Linked DNA regions of Mus musculus: region 1 is linked to region 2. The links are chromatin loops, found by intact Hi-C in ENCODE. Cell type or tissue: heart. All regions are shown on one strand. Each heading gives the region's core, and the rest is flanking DNA. Links, peaks and the distances in the headings are about the cores only.

Region 1 (7,986 bases), core at 1,376-6,375, 150 kb after region 2:
CCACCACCCCTTCTGTATTTGTTGTTATTCTGCCTATGATGGCTGGCGGCGACGACTCTTTTGCTTCTTCTTTTGGCTTAAGAGTCTCATGGAAGCCGGGCGTGGTGGCGCACGCCTTTAATCCCAGCACTGGGGAGGCAGAGGCAGGCGGATTTCTGAGTTCAAGAGGCCAGCCTGGTCTACAAAGTGAGTTCCAGGACCGCCAGGGCTATACAGAGAAACCCTGTCTCGAAAAAACAAAAACAAAAAACAAAAAAACAAAGAGTCTCATGGAGCCTAAGCTGTCCCTAAACTTGCCTGTAGCTGAAACTGATCTTGAACTCCTGATCTTTCGACTTCCCAAGTGCAGGGTTTCAGGTCTGGTCTGTGCCATCATGCCCATGCGCTGTATTCTGCACTCTCACCACCACCACCCCCGGCCCCCCTCCCCGTTTCTCAGCCCTTAGCTCCTCCCCATATGGCAGAACATCTATGCCTTTCATTTCCTGACCAATTTTATTTTTATTGGAGTACAAGCGTTTCACCCTTATGTATGTTTGTGTACCACACGTGTGTCTGGTGCCCTTAGAGGTTAGTGGGTTTTTTCTTGGGGGAGGGAGGGGAGTGTGTTTTGTTTTCTTTTTTTTTTTTCTTTTTTTTTTTTTTTTTTTTGATTTTGAAGTCTTACTTTTTAAAATTTTTTAAATTTTTTTTAATTTTTATTTTTATTAGGTATTTTCCTCATTTACATTTCCAATGCTATCCCAAAAGTCCCCCATACCCTCCCCTGTGTTTTGTTTTCTAAGGGAATAGAGACAGCTTATTGAGAAAAAGAAAGACACTTTTTTTTTCCAAGACAGGGTTTCTTTTTTTTTTTTTTTTTTTTGATGTAAAAGCATGAGGTAGTTTAATGAACTCCGGGTCGGACACATATCTCCCGCAGGAGACAGAGGTGTCGACCACATGGTGGAGCCATAATGGTGGAGCTCCGGTTCGAAACGTATCTCACACAGGAGACAGTGGTTTCGACAAGACAGGGTTTCTCTGTGTAGCCCTGTCTGTCCTGGAACTCACTCTGTCGACCAGGCTGGCCTGGAACTCAGAAATCTGCCTGCCTCTGCCTCCCAAGTGCTGGGATTAAAGGCATGCACCACCGCCCGGGAGAAAGACACTTCTAAGAATGGGAGTGGGCCAGAAAGCTGGGGAAAGATAAATATTAAAAAGCCCATTGTTGAGCTAGACCTCACTCTACAGCCCAGGCTGGCTTACAATTAAGATTAATTACGTAGCCCAGCTAACCCTAAAGCTTGTGATTCTCCTGCCATTAGGTTTACAGGCATGGGCTATCATCACTCTTGGCTAATAGCCATGAAATAAGCTAAACACTGGGGGTATGCTGGGCACAGCAGACAGGCAGATCTCTGTATGTTCCAGGCCAGCCTAGTCACCAAGGTGAGATAAGAAGACACTGTCTTAAATAACAGAAAGAGAGAGAGAGAGAGGAAAGAAAGAAGAGAGAGAAAGAAACAAAGAAAGAAAGAAAGAAAGAAAGAAAGAAAGAAAGAAAGAAAGAAAGAAAGAGAGAGAGAGGGGGGGAGGGAGGGAGGGAGGGAGGAAGGAAGGAAGGAAAAGAAGAAGAAAACAGACCTAGTAGCTAGTGAGATCTATATAGCAAGTTCTAGGCCAGCCAGGGCTACATGAGACCTTGTATCAATAAAAAAAGGGGGAGTGAGGGCAGCTGGATATTGAAAAAAAGCTTAGTGGCTACAAGCACTGGCTGCTGTTTCAGCGGCCCAGGTTCAAATTCCCAGCACCCACAGAGCAGCTCACAACCATCTATAATTCTAGTTCCAGGGAATGAGGTGCCCTCTGCTGGCCTCTATCAGGACCAGGCAGACATGTGGTGCACACATAGAACAGTCATACATGTAAAATCAAGATAATCTTACTTAAAAAAAAAAAAAAAGCCAAGCTCTGTACTGGAGCTGGACGAGTAATGCTTGGTCTCAGCCTCTGCTATAACCTCCCATTAGACTGTGATGCTTAGATGTCTCTGTGCCTTCTGCCCAGCACCGGTGTGTGGCAAGTGCTGGGTATGATTCAATGGACAGGTGATGCACTGTATAAGTCTTAGCTGATGGATACCGTAGATCCTACCTAGCAATGGCAAGCAAGACCCCAGTAGTCCTGGAGCAGAGTGGACAACACTGTAAGGTTTTTTTTGTTTTTTTTTTGTTTTTTTCCTTTTGAGACAGGGTCTCACTATGTTGCCCTGGCTGGCCTAAAACTCATAGATAAATAGATCTTTGTGCCTCTGCATTCCTAGTGCTGTCATCAAAGGCATGTGTCTCCATGCCTGGCATGAGTCGGTTACTCTTATTTCTACTTTGCTTTAAAAAAAAAATTTAATTTTATGTGTCATGGTATCTGTGTGAAGGTGTCGGATCCCCTGGAACTGGAGCCGAGGGCAGTAATGAGCTGCCACGTGGGGGCTGGGATTGAACCCAGGTCCTCTGGAAGAGCAGCCAGTGTTCTTAACCACCGAGCCATCTCTCCAGCCCGTCTTATTTTTATCTTTAGGTGCTAGGGATAAAACCCAGGGTGTTGAGTATGCTAGGCAAGCACTCTGCCACTGACTGAGCTGAGCTATGCCCCACCCCCACCGCCACCGCACCACATCCCCCACAGCCCTGAGTCAGGGTGCTCAATCTTGGATGTGGAGAAGCTAAGCTGGCCTATCTTGTTCCAGGGACATAGAGGCTCCTACCAGGAAACTGAATTCCTGCTCCAGACCCAGGGTTTGAGAAAGGCAGAAAAATCACCCAGCAATAGGAAGAGGCAAGCAGGCAAAGGGTACATGCTTCATGTCCACTTCCAAGAAAGCTTGGTCTCCCAAGGGGCCCAATTTGCTGACCAGCCAAGCGGCAGTGCTGGCTGCCTCAAGCTGGCCTTTGCAGGAAGCCTGGTGTCCAGCGACTGGGTGCCTGGTTACCAGAAGAAGGTTTAGAATAACAACTGTCTCCTTTGCCAATAGCAGGAAACAGGCCTGTGTGCTGACCCTATCAACAGCCAACAGAGCCTGAAGGTGTTAGTATGCCTTGAAAAACAAGCCTGTTTGCTGAAAGGCCATTCTAAAGGCCCAAGATGGGCATGTAATGCCCCTCACTTATTATCTAGGCACAGCAGATCCCTTGCGTGATTGAGTTCAGAGCAATTCTTGGCTCACACCAGGATGCCAGCCTGAGCCAGGCTGGTCAAATTCTGGCTGTGTTTACCCTTTCTGATAATATACGTGTGTCCATCTCCCTGTTCTTAAGGCCTGACTTGAGCCAACCATGGATCTGGATTTACTGTTTCATTATCCCCTGACACTTGTTCCAAGACTCCCTAGGGGTGTGGAGGTGTTCTAAATGAGAATAGATAGTCTAATGTTTTGGAATTTGATATCCCAGAAAGCTAATCAGAGAACACAACCGATCCATGATCTGTAGGTAACTGCCTGACAGGTGCTCTGAGAATCCGTGCTCTCCCAGGATTAAGGGGAAATGGGTCAAACAGACCTGGAAGGGGTTCCTGTCTTTGCCTCACAACCCCATTGCTCCCATCTACTGCCTGGCTACTCACCGTGAGGTCCTTGTAGGCCCTTGAATGGAAGTGACAAGAATTCCAAAGGTCCTGGAGCCCTTGGGAGACAGCAGACCACAAAGGGCTGAAGCTGTGTCCTGAGCAGACACTTATTGGAGTTGCTGTCTTGCTCCTCTTGCGGAACTTTGGTACTTGGTGATGGAAGGCTGGCCTGCCAAAAATAAATCACAACTGCAAACCTGGGATGCAGGCCAAGGTCCAGCAGGGCTAGGCCTGGGGCAGAACTACATCAGGGGTGACACCTGGCGGAGCCTGGGGAAAGCACATGTGGCAGGGATAAAGCAAATGGCTCAGAGGAGACAAAGCCTTTTGGTTTTTTTTAAATATTGGCTTTTGCTGAGCCAATGTGTTGGAGAACACTTAGGAGGCAGAGGCAGGTAGATCTTTTGAGTTTGAGTGATTTCCACAACAGCCAGAGTTAGACATAGAAACCTGGTCTGGAGAAACCAAAGACAAACAAGCAAACTTTTAATTATGTGTATGAGTGTGTATTTCTTAGTTAGGGCTTTACTGCTGTGAACAGACACCATGATCAAGGCAACTTTTTTTTCTCTACCCCCTCTCCCCTCCCACACCTCCTAATAGTGCCACTCCCCAGACCAAGCATATACAAACCATCACAGCATATCTATCTGTATGTGGATATGAGTATTAGTGCCTGCCCAAGCCAGGTGTTGGGTTTTTCTGCAGCTGGAATTATAGCTGGTTGTTTGCTACATGGGTGCTGGAGATCGAATTCTGGAAAAGCAGTTTATGATCTTAAGGAATGAGCCAGGTTCTCTAGCCCTGTTTTTTTTGCGATTTTATGTGTATGAGTCTTTTGCTGGCAGTATGTATCTGTAATACAGGAATGTCTTATATGCTCAGACATCAGCGAGGGCATTAGACCCCCCCCCCCAGAACTGGAGTTACAGACCATTATAGCCACTATGAGTATGGAAAACTGAACTCAGGTCCTCTGAAAGAGTAGCAAGTGCTCTTCACATGAGCCATGCATCTCTCCAGCCTGGCAACACCAGCTTTGAAAGGAATACATTGTTATTTTTTGAAGACAAGAGTCTTTTATTTGGAGATAGGGTTTCTCTGTATAGTCCTGGCTGTATTGGAATTCACTCTGTAGACCAGGGTGGCCTTGAACTCAGAAATTTGCCTGCCTCCTCTGCCTCCCAAGTGCTGGGATTAAACTCGTGTGCTACCATTGCCCAGTGAAGACAAGACTCTTATTACACAACTCTGACGACCCAGAAACCGTGCAGACCAAGAGGCCTCCACACTTGCACTCCTGCTTCTGCTTGTGTGTTGGCACTATAGGGTGCAACACCAAGCATGACTTTTTTTTTTTAAGTTTTTTATTTTATGTATGTGAGTACACTGTAGCTGTCTTTAGACATACCAGAGGAGGGCATCGGATGCCATTACAGATGGTTTGTGAGCCACCATGTAGTTGCTGGGAATTGAACTCCATGTTTTTGTTGTTGATGTTTGGCTGGTTTTTGTGTGGGACAGGGTTCTCTGTGTAGCCCCAGCTGTCCTGGAGCTCACCCTGTAGACCCGGCCAGCCTCAGACTCTCAGGGATCCACCGGCTGTGATCCCAGAGCTGTGATTAAGTGTGCACTACCACGCCTGGCTACAGGATGGTTTTTAACTGGGTATGGTGGCACAAGCCTCTAATCCCAGCACTTGGGAGGCTGAGGCAGGATAGGCCATTTACACAGATCTGGACTATATAGGGAGACCCAACGGCTTGCGTACGCTGCCTCCATGCAGACACGCAGTGTCACGTGGCCATCGGAGGTCTCAGTAATGTCTACCTGCTTACCACTTACTTAGCTACTTGGTTTGTTGGCATGGCTGAAGACAGGACTCAAGCCTGGTGAATACTAGACAAGCCTGCTGCAGCTGAGTATCACACCAGCTCCCTGACACATCACAATTAGCATGTGATCAAAGTTAAAAAATATATATATATATATCTCTGTCTCCTGGGATTAAAAGCATGTACCACTTTACCTGGGCCTAAGCTTTTCCTAGATTCGATGCCTCCAGATCAGAAAGCTGTGTTTTTGATGAGGAACTGTATTAAAAGGCCAGAGCACTAGGAAGGCTGAGCACCTCTGGACTAGACGAATGACAGGCATAGAGAATGGCTTCTCTTAGGATGCTACTATGTTCACCAGGCACACACAATAAGGACGCTACCACACACTTCAGAATAACCAATTTATTTTTTTTAACTCACAATCACAACACAGTCCAAGGAGGCCAAACACTTCCCCAGTAACCAACACTACATACAAGCCTCAGTAAGCATCCACAGTTAGATCTCTTTCACGGCCATTCCAAAGCAATGAACTGTTAGAAATATAAGGGTCCACACTTGTACTATCAATTATACAGAACCAATGTTACATCTCTTCAGCTTGAATTTCTTGATTACATTAAACCTATTAAAAAAAAAAAAAAAGACAAGTTTAAGTTAGAAGACACCCAACACCACCATTTCAGGGTTCATCCAATCAAACCTCCATTCTATCTTTGCCATAACTAAGACACGGTGCATGTGTCTACAACGGCCCGAAGCAGAGGGTTAGCCAATTTGGTAGATGTTAAACCAACAAGAAGCTATGAATTAAGACAAGTATCTTATCTCTGTCTCTCTCAATTCTATTACTAACCCTCTGTCAGAAGCTAAGGGGAGGGTTTCCTCGATGGGCACGGCAGTGTAGTGCCTACCTAACAACCCTGTCCTGGAAATAGATATTTCGTGGACCAGTTCGTCCACAGCATTCTGTCTGGGAGTTCTCAGGTTGAGGATCGGCCTCAGGCCTGGGTCTTCCCTGTTGTGGGACGGTCTGATATCAGTTCTATCAGGCAGAGAACTTCATGAACTTTAGCTTTTTTGAGAGACAGGGTTTTCTTGTTTCCTGAGTGGATTAAAACTGTGCATGACCTCCACCTGGCTAGGACAAGTACCTCTTAATTCCATTCCTAAATACCTCACCGCCCTCCCATCTAACTCAGCTATTTTCACCCTGACGGTCTCCACCCCTTTCAGAGGAATCACATACCAGATATCCTGCATATAAGACATTTACCCTACAGTTCATAACAGTATCAAAATTATAATTACAAAATAGCAACAAAGCTAGTGTGGTGGCCCACGCCTTTAATCCCAGCACTTGGGAGGCAGAGGCAGGCGGATTTCTGAGTTCGAGACCAGCCTGCTCTACAAAGTGAGTTCCAGGACAGCCAGGGCTACACAGAGAAACCCTGTCTCAAAAAAAAAAAAAAAAAAAAAAAGGCAACAAAAATAACTTTATGGTTCCAGGTCACTACAGCATGAGGGCCTAAGGTTGAGAACCAGTACTCTAATTGAAACTGGGAAAACAAAAACAAGCACTGAACTGTAAATACTTAACTCCAAAACTAAATAGGGTTCAGGACCATCACCCCGAGCAGAGGGACAAGTCGCCTACCATTTGCAATCCTGCACTGCCGCAGCACCTCGTTGAAGCCCTCACAGAGCTTGACATCGCTCTGGTTCTGAGCACACTCCAGAAACTGCTTGATCTCTAGAGAGCAAGGTCCAAAAGACTGCTGGTTCTGCAGCTGGGCTCCCTGAGGCTCCTGCAAAGACACAGCATCTTGTGTTGAGATGAGAAAGCACAGGGCACCACCCAAGGGCAGCGCTCACACACTGGGAGCTGGGGAACAACTGGAGAAAGGTGCAAGTTTAGTGCCAGCCAGGAACATGGCAGTGAAAACGATGTAAAGAACAAAGATGTCCTCGCCAACTCAGAACCAAAAGCAACAAACACCGAATCACATCATCTGGAGCGTAAATGGGAGCCAAGGTTCTATGAAGACCTTGCTCAGTACACTCAAGGCTCTGGGCTGGGCCTTACCATTGTAAACATTAAGACCAAAACTTTAAAAACGGGCTAGGGACTCCACAGTAAGACTGTATTCTTTGCCCCGGGTTTGAGGTTTGATCCCAGCACAACACACCCACACACTGTCACGTGAGCATGTGTGTATTTTATATATATATGTATACATATATGTTTATATATGTATATTGGTGTGTATATATATGTGGATATATATGTGTATTTTATATATATGTATGTATGTATATTGAAGCATTCATAAGGAAAACTGGATCATGGGAAAGAGATGGATGAGAATTTCAGACATACCAGAAATACATGCTCCTTAGAAAATACATCTACCCCAGACAAAGAAATAGTAAAAAAACATATAAACAAAAACAACAACAACAACAAAAAAACTAGGTAAGGGGTCATAAAGCCCCAAAAGGGACTGATTGTGTAAGGAAGGCTGACTTCAAAGGCCAGGCC
Region 2 (7,986 bases), core at 1,253-6,252:
AAAGTGCAGAGGCCAGCCTGGTCTACATTGTTGAGTTCCAGGCCAGCCAAGGCTACATAGTGATTCTCAATCTTTCTAATACTGTGACTCTTTAATACAGTTCTAAATACACGTATGTGGGTGTGTCTGCCTGTGGCAGCCCACCTGAAGAGGATAGAGGAGTCCTGTCTCAGTTCTTAAACCTAGCTTCATCTTCGATAGTTGTCTTTGGAAACCTCTTTGAAAAGATCATTGGACCAACTGCAATGGCATCCTGACCCCCACAGGTTGAGAACCACTAGGGCCTTGCCACACCACCTCCAGTAGGATCTGTGTGACAAATTCCACAGACTGAGGCGATTGACCTCCTGGAATTGGCTGTGGAACTCTTTAATGGAGAAAATATATTGAGCCGTAGTTCTCATGGCAGTCTATCTGTTTTGTTTTCTCTTATTCTTTTCTTATTTACACATTCCTGGTAGCCTAAGATGGGGGTCACTAACATGACCTTATCCCCAGGGAAACCAACACTTTACTTTCTAAATCATTTACAAAACTTGTATGATAAAAACTTTCCCAACAATAAAATTTCATATGGCTACTTGTGTGTCATCAGAGGTGGATTTTGGTATATGGTAAAGAAAGCCTTAATTAGAAAGATTTAAAATAGTTTAAATTTATACATTGAAGATTATAAAAAATCAGGCACTAGATGTTAAATAATAATTGACCATGGGGCTGGAAAGTTAGTTCAGTGGTTAAGAGCACTGACCATTAAAGATTTATTAACCTGCTCCTGGAAATATGTCACTAGCCTTGGACGACAGCCCCCACTGTATACATCCTTTTAGAATTGTTATATTTTGATGATTTACATTAATAATGATGTTATCTGTTCTGTTGTGATCCACTGAACACATAGTTTCAGAGTTGTAATGCTTGGATGATTTTTTGTGCTTTACTGTGCCAAATGATTTTTGTTGGTTTCTGTGATTGTTTCACTGGATATATACTTTCTAAGAGATATAATGTTTGTTTTTTTAATGTATAAAATCCCCTGCTTGAGAGCTGCAGAATACACTCAGATTCAAACTGCCTCTGTGTTTGTTTCTGTTTGTCACCACCAAATCCTTACCCACCTAGCTTCAAGAACCCTCATTCCAGGGACCCCCCCCCCCATACCTGAGTGGGGTGATCCATGGCAGGGCCTAAAGCCACTTGGGTAGTGGCATACACTTATTTTTTTTTAAATTTATTTATTTTATGTATATGAGTACACTGTAGTTGTCTTCAGACACACCAGACAAGAGCGTCAGATCACATTGCAGATGGTTGTGAGCCACCATGTGGTTGCTGGGTTTTGAACTCAGGACCTTCAGAAGAGCAGTCAGTGCTCTTAACCACTGAGCCATCTCTCCAGCCCCCTACACTTATTTTTTTAATCAATTAATTTATTATTATATCTAAATACACTCACTGTAGCTGTCTTCAGACAAGCCAGAAGAGGGCATCAGATCTCATTGCAAATAGTTGTGAGCCATCATGTGGGTGCTGGGATTTGAACTCAGGATCTTCAGAAGAGCAGTCAGTGCTCTTAACCCCTGAGCCATCTCTCCAGCCCATGGCATACACTTATAATATAGCACTCAGGAGGCTAAGTGCTGAGCACAGCAAGCCCAGGCAACTTGGTAGAACCTATTTCAAAAATAGATTGAAGATGCAAGCTCATTAATAGAACACATGCCTAACATATTCAAGGCCCTAAGTACAGTCACCAGTACTTAGGAAGGGAGGAGAGCACTGGACTAAAGAACTAATGAAACTTTAGAGCCAAATGGCAATGGGTTTGGGGGTGGGGAATACAGGAAAAATATGGCCTAATGCTAAGGAGCACAAAAGCAGAGTCATCAAAGAAATGCATAAACGCCAAGTTTGCATTCCAAGAGAGAGTTGAAACTCCTAACCTATAAAGTTGAGTCAAGTGCAATACTGCATACCTATGATCCCTGCACCGCAGAGACAGAGGCAGGAGCATTGAGAGTTTGAGGCCATCCTGGTCTGAATAATGAGGTCCAATAACTAAACAGCTTATGACGGCTCTGCAAGTAATCTCAACCCAGGAGTTTACCCTGAGATTACAAAAGGATTCCTGTCAGAACAGGCAGGACCCAAGGATGGAGTCGCATGAGGGGAACTCTGAATGCTTGTGAGAAACTCCAAATGAGTCTTGTAACCTCAGTTTCTTCAAAACACAAAACTTGTTCATAGACTGTGCTTCACACCCCTCCCAGGTGTAGCGAATCGCAGTGAGTTCACTCCAGATCACTCATTACTGCTTGCTGCTTTTATTATTTTTTTGCCACGTGTGGCTTGTCCTTATGATTACACACCTAACTCCTGTGGTTCTTCTATACCCTCAGAGTATAAATCGTCTGATGCTCTGAATAAACGCTATTGCTTGAGACTTTAGTCCGCCTCGTTTTTAGGCTCCATTCTCCCAGGTTCAACCCCGACTCAAGAGCGGTAAACAGATTACCATCAGTTTGAGGCCGGACTGGGCGCCACATAAAGACCCTGTCTCAGCTAAGTTGAGAAATGAAGGATCTGTATAAAAAAGGCAGGGCTCACCGACGCTTGAAGAGGCCCTGCCCGCAGCAAGTCACATATCTGCCTCCCACAGTTGGGTCTACAGTTTTATGGACCGCTCTCAGCCTCATTCACATTCAAAGGAGTGCCTCTCCCAGTCTGAACCGCTCCTCCACCACCCACAAGACCAGACCCTGTCATTTGTCCAAATTCTTGTTAGAAAAACTGTACCCATGGGGCTGGAAAGATGGCTCAGCGATTAAGAGCACTGGCTGCTCTTCCCGGAGGACCTGGGGTTCAATTCCTAGCACCCACATGGCAGCTCACAACCTCCTGCAACTCCAATTGCCAGGGGCTCCACCCACACTCTCACACAGACATACATGCAGGCAAAACACTGATGATGCACATAGACTAGGAAGAGAAAAATTTAAAAGATAAAGAAAACCACAACTCCTGAGCTTCAAGATTACAGCTCCCATCCGTCTTCTAACTCAGAACCAGGAAGGCAGCCACCAATTGGAGAGTATCCTTCTCTTGGCCTCTGCATGTAACTGAGGCCCAGGCTGCTCCCTATTTCTCTGATTCCTCGGGATCTAGTTCTGCTTTTGCCTACTCTTATCTTGCTGAAGTTTATGCTTATATCCATAGCTCTTTTATTATCCTTACAGAATACACTTCCCCCTATACCAGTGGTTCTCGACTTTCCTGATGCTGCTAAAACTTTAACACGTTTCCTCATGTTTGTGGTGGCCCTCAACCATAAAATCAGACTCTGGATTCCCCACATGCACAGATCTACTCCTTTCCCGTGGATCTCCCCGTGTACATTCCAGGTTCCTTTCTCACTCGGACTTCAGAGACCCTGAACTCCCCTCGCGGGATCTACGGATATCTTCAGCAACTTCTTGGCACGCCCCCTGGCGGCAGCACTGAGGCGCCACGCTGCTCCCCCTAGCGGCCGCTCCCCTGCACTACAGCGGCCTAGCGCCCTGCCCCGCCCCGCCCCAGCCTGGTCGGCCCGGCCGGGGGAGGGGTCGCGGTAGCGGCGGCGTCAGCGACACCGAGGCGGTAGGAGCTTCAGGCTCCGGAGCAAGATGGCGGCGCGGGTGTTGCTCGCGCGAGGAGGCCTGCTGCGGCCAGCCGCCCAGAGCGGCTTCCTGCCGGGGCTCCGGTGAGCAGCGCCGCCCTTTCCGGGGCCCGGCCGGGGAGGGGCCGCCGTGGGGCGAAGGGCGCGGGGTCCCCGGGGCGGGCAGGGGACGCCGGGGGGCCGGCCTCCCGAGTCCCAGGCGACCGAGGGCTGGCGAGGCTGCGGCGCCTTCCCGGGCCCCCGTGGGGCTCAAGGTCACCGTCCTGCCGGCGCCGCCCTTGCCGGGGACGCCCGGGCTCGCGGGCCACGTCCGCCCTCAGCCTCTGCGCGCTGCGCCCCTCGCAGTAGCAATGCCTCGCCCCAGGTCGTGCAGAGAAGCAAAAGGATGGCTGGTCTCCCTGGGGAAGCTGTACCCCGGGGTCCCCAGTCGGGACAGCCCTTAAATTTGAAAGCGGAGTGGCAAAAAAAAAAAAAAAAAAAAGTAACCCACGGTGGCCAGCTGTAGTAGATGGCGGAGTTCGCTGTCGAAACTTTTTCTTTTTTCCTGACCTCCGCGGAGACTGTGCTCGGTGTGTCAACCTGTCACCTTGACATCCCCACGTTTAAATAACGAAAGGCCATCCGAATTTACCGACAGATTTGTTTTCCCTTCTTTTCTTCCTTTATATGCTTATTTGCTGTTTAAGCGGTTTGTAGGATTTATTTTTTTATTTTATGTGTATAAGTGTTTGCTTTCATGTGTGGCTAACACATAGGTGCCTGGGGCAGCCAGGAGAAGGTTTTGGATCCCCAACGACCCGGAGTTACAGAGGGTTGTGAGCCGCCATGTCGGGGCTGGGAATTGAATCTGAGTTCTCTTCTAGAGCGGCAAGTGTTCTTAACCCCTGAGCCATCTCTCCAGGCCCTATGTATGTATGTATGTATGTATGTATGTATGTATGTATGTATGTATGTATGTATTTTGAGACAAGATCTTACTACATATATTCCTGGCTGGCCTTGAACCTTCAGCAAACCTTTTGCTTCAGACTCCAAAGTTCTGCAGTTGCAGGTGTGCAGTTGCAGGCCAGCCTTGGCTAATTGAAATATTCCTTTTTTTTTTTTTTAAGATTTTTTTTAACCTCTGAGCTCTCTGCCACGTGTGTGTAATTGATTTTCTTCCACCATGTGGGTCTGGGAAATTGAATGTAGTTCATCAAACTTAGCAGCCAGTTTCTTTACCCCTTAAGCCATCTCACCAGCTCCAGAACTTGCCTTCAGATTTCTTTTGTTTGTGCGTATGTGTGGTTTTTACCTGCATCTATGTATGTGCACCGTGTGCATGCCTTGGGCCTTCAGGGACCAGAAGAAAGTCTCTGACCCTCTGAAGTACAGTTACAGAAATGGTTGTAAGCCACCACTTGGGTGCTGGGATCGGAACTCTGCCCCTCTAGGAAAGGAACAGGTGGTCTTAGGCATGGAGCCATCTCTCCAGCATTATGAGAGCACCATATAATATGGCTTGTCTGATTTACTGGCAATCTTTAGTACTGGGGTGTGTATCTCACACAGACACACAGAGGACAAGAGACACATCTCGAGGGAAAAGTGTGTGAATGCTTTTGTTTCAGGACAGATGCAACTTGTAGGTGCAAATTATTTAAACCACCTGTAATATGATTCCAAGTGGAATGAACCGACATCTTACTCTCACATCTGTTGTTACTGAGCAAGCAGTCCGAGCCCCTAAAGTTTGTATTTTGTTCCTTGGGAAACAGGCAACTGAACCCCAAGGTGCTCACTCAAGACCCAATGCTCAAAGTCATGAAACTGGTAGAGTTTTGGACCTACCAGGTACCCGTACTTGGAGCCAAATGCTCCCTACCCCTTGATTCCTTGAGGATACTCTCACCCTCCTCTCTCCCTTCCTGCCAATCCTCTCTGGGAGCTATTCAAAGAGGAGGAAGAAGAGGGAGTCCTGAGCAGTTTAGAACCTTGTGAAGTCTGAGGTATAGGCTGTTCAAATGGAATATCCAAGTGTCTGGGCTATAGGCAACTGGTGGGGATTAGCATATAAGAATGTTGATAGATATCTGGATTTTATTAGACTGTGTTTTTACTGTTTTTGTTTTTGATGGTGGTGGTTTTGTTTTTCTGTGGGTTTTGGTTTGTCTGGGGGGTTAGAGGTTTTTTTGGGGGGAGGGGTTGGTTTTGGGGGAGATGGGAGTTTGAGAGACAGTAACCCTGGTTGTGCTGGAACCCGATCTATATATCAGGCTGTTAAGCCTGCCTCTGCCTCCCTAGTGCTGGGACTGAATGAAGGTGTATGCCACCGCCAGGCTTGTTTTGGTGTGTTTGTTTTGTTTTAAAGCCACAGCGATGGATGGAATTGTTTTAAGGAGAGAAGGAGGCTAGTGAAGGAGCTGAGAAGCAAGGCCTAGTGTGTGTCAACATTTACAGGCTGTTGAATAGAGGAGAAGGAGCCAGCAAGGAAGACGGGGAAAGAGCAGCCAGAACCATCATTATGTGACAGGCGTCAGAGAGGGGATATTTATTGGACCGGTTAGCTGTGCCTGATCCTGGCTAAAAGGTTAAGTAAGATGGCAGTAAATAAATAAATAAATAACAGATTTGCTCACAGGGATGTTGAGGTGGCCTTGCAACATGAGTTTCAGATAGGAATCAGGAGGTCTCTGTAGGTATCTCAGACGTGTGTATTCTAGTACTGTGGGTCGAGATTCCCCCGGCAGGGGGTCACATCAGAAATCCTACATATCAGCTATTTATATTATAAATCCAAAGAGTTAGAGCAAAATTACAGTTCTGAAGTAGCGATGTGATAATGTTATGGTTGGGAATCAGCACAGCATGAGGAACTGTAGTAAAGGGTCGCAGCGTTAGGAAGGTCGAGATCCACAGCTGTAGTCCATCTTATTTAGCTATGGATTGTATTAAGCCCAGAGTTCTCAGCTGATTACTAGACAGTCGCCTAGAAAGGGTTTTAAGGTACAAAGGATTTTTTGATTGCTCTCTTTCCAGGGATGGACCATCTCCCATCGTCCAAGCCAGGAATCAGGCCTTCCCCAAGCTTGTGCTGCCCCTCTCCTCTCTCCTTCCAATCTGGTCGTCAGATCTGTCATGTTTGCTTCCCAGTGTCTAAGCTCCACCGTCTCTGTTCTCATCCCCTCATTAACTGTCAGCAGCAATTGTATGGATTCCTCTGAAGACTGTGAACTTGATCCCATCATTGAAGGAGACAGATTTAAAAAAAAAAAAAAAAAAAAACTCTAAGAGGCCATTTTTCCATTATAAAAATCTCCCTTAACCAACCTGTGCTGGCAGGAGAGGTGGCTTAGCCGTTAAGGGCGTGTATCTGAGTTTTACCTAATCCTTTCCTTCCATCTCCAACACCCCTCCCAAGAAAAGCCATTTAGAAGACAATGCAGACGAGTAATAGAGGGTGGATGTAGATATTTTAGAACAGCTGTGTTTCTTAGCTATGATAATAGCGTAGCGGATTTAGATTTGTTCTCTGGAGATACATGTTAAAGTATTCAGTTATTGAGACAAGGTCTCACCCATTGTGCTGGCCAGCCTGGAACTCTCAGTGTAGACCAGGCTGGCCTTAAACTCAGAGATCTTCCTGAGTCTACCTCCTAAGTGCTGGAATTAAAGGTCTGACCATCACGGGAGGCATATGCTGAAGTGTTGTATGTGTCTAGACGATTTCCAAATCTATAAAAGTTTTCTTTTTACTTACACAACACATTTTTATCTACTTGGAGTGTGTAAATTATTTCAACTTCTCCATGTTTGAAGCTTTTCTAAACAAGAAATGGGCGAGAGGGTCTCTGTAGCAGCTGTGCAGGAGTTAGGGTCACAGGAGTATTGCTTCAATATGAAACATCTCAGAATAGATCTGCCGCCCTCCCCTGCCCGTGCGTGCTTCCTCGCTGCAATACCTACTCCTGGCTTTGTGACTAGCCCTTAAAACGCTGTCTCCCCTGGATGTCCAGCTGACAGATGTTTCTTCCCCTTCTCTGTCAGTGGTTCTCAGCCTGTGAGTCAAGACCCCTTTGGATTGCATATCAGATATTTACATTACGATTCATAACAGCAAAATTCCTGTTAGGAAGTAGCCATGAAAGCCATTTCATGGTTGGGGATCACGGAAACACGAGGGACTGTGTTAAAGTGGCAGCCTGAGGAAAGCTGAGAACCACTGAGCCACATCATTAGCTCAAGAGTTACTTCTTCCTGGCACCTCATCTCCCGGCCACCTGAGACCCTGCCCCGTCCGGCCACCCTGCGCTGCTGCATCTTATCCCCCACCCCTGGGCCTCCGTCCAAAG

What was found. A loop is a pair of places that touch in the nucleus more often than their neighbours do. Peaks named below come from ENCODE experiments on the same cell type or tissue, not always from the same donor. Only the 100,000 strongest peaks of a DNase experiment are listed, where the experiment ranks them.
Region 1: it touches region 2 in a loop (3-fold over the local background); 1 of 42 quality-filtered maps calls a loop at or near these places.

What each region holds. Positions count from the first base shown.
Region 1 is chr5:129,875,328-129,883,313 of GRCm38, forward strand. It overlaps Phkg1 (phosphorylase kinase gamma 1), which reads right to left and starts at 3,761. Exons shown (of 10, transcript NM_011079.3): 1 at 3,604-3,761. It overlaps Chchd2 (coiled-coil-helix-coiled-coil-helix domain containing 2), which reads right to left. Exons shown (of 4, transcript NM_024166.6): 3 at 7,102-7,252; 4 at 5,834-6,069. The coding sequence ends at 6,059. In heart, for the core only: a CTCF peak has its summit at 3,868; DNase peaks (open chromatin) are centred at 2,914 and 3,814.
Region 2 is chr5:129,721,483-129,729,468 of GRCm38, forward strand. It overlaps Nipsnap2 (nipsnap homolog 2), which reads left to right and starts at 3,593. Exons shown (of 10, transcript NM_008095.4): 1 at 3,593-3,739. The coding sequence starts at 3,663. In heart, for the core only: no CTCF peak of the experiment used is centred there; a DNase peak (open chromatin) is centred at 3,709; H3K4me3 peaks cover 2,954 bases; H3K27ac peaks cover 3,270 bases.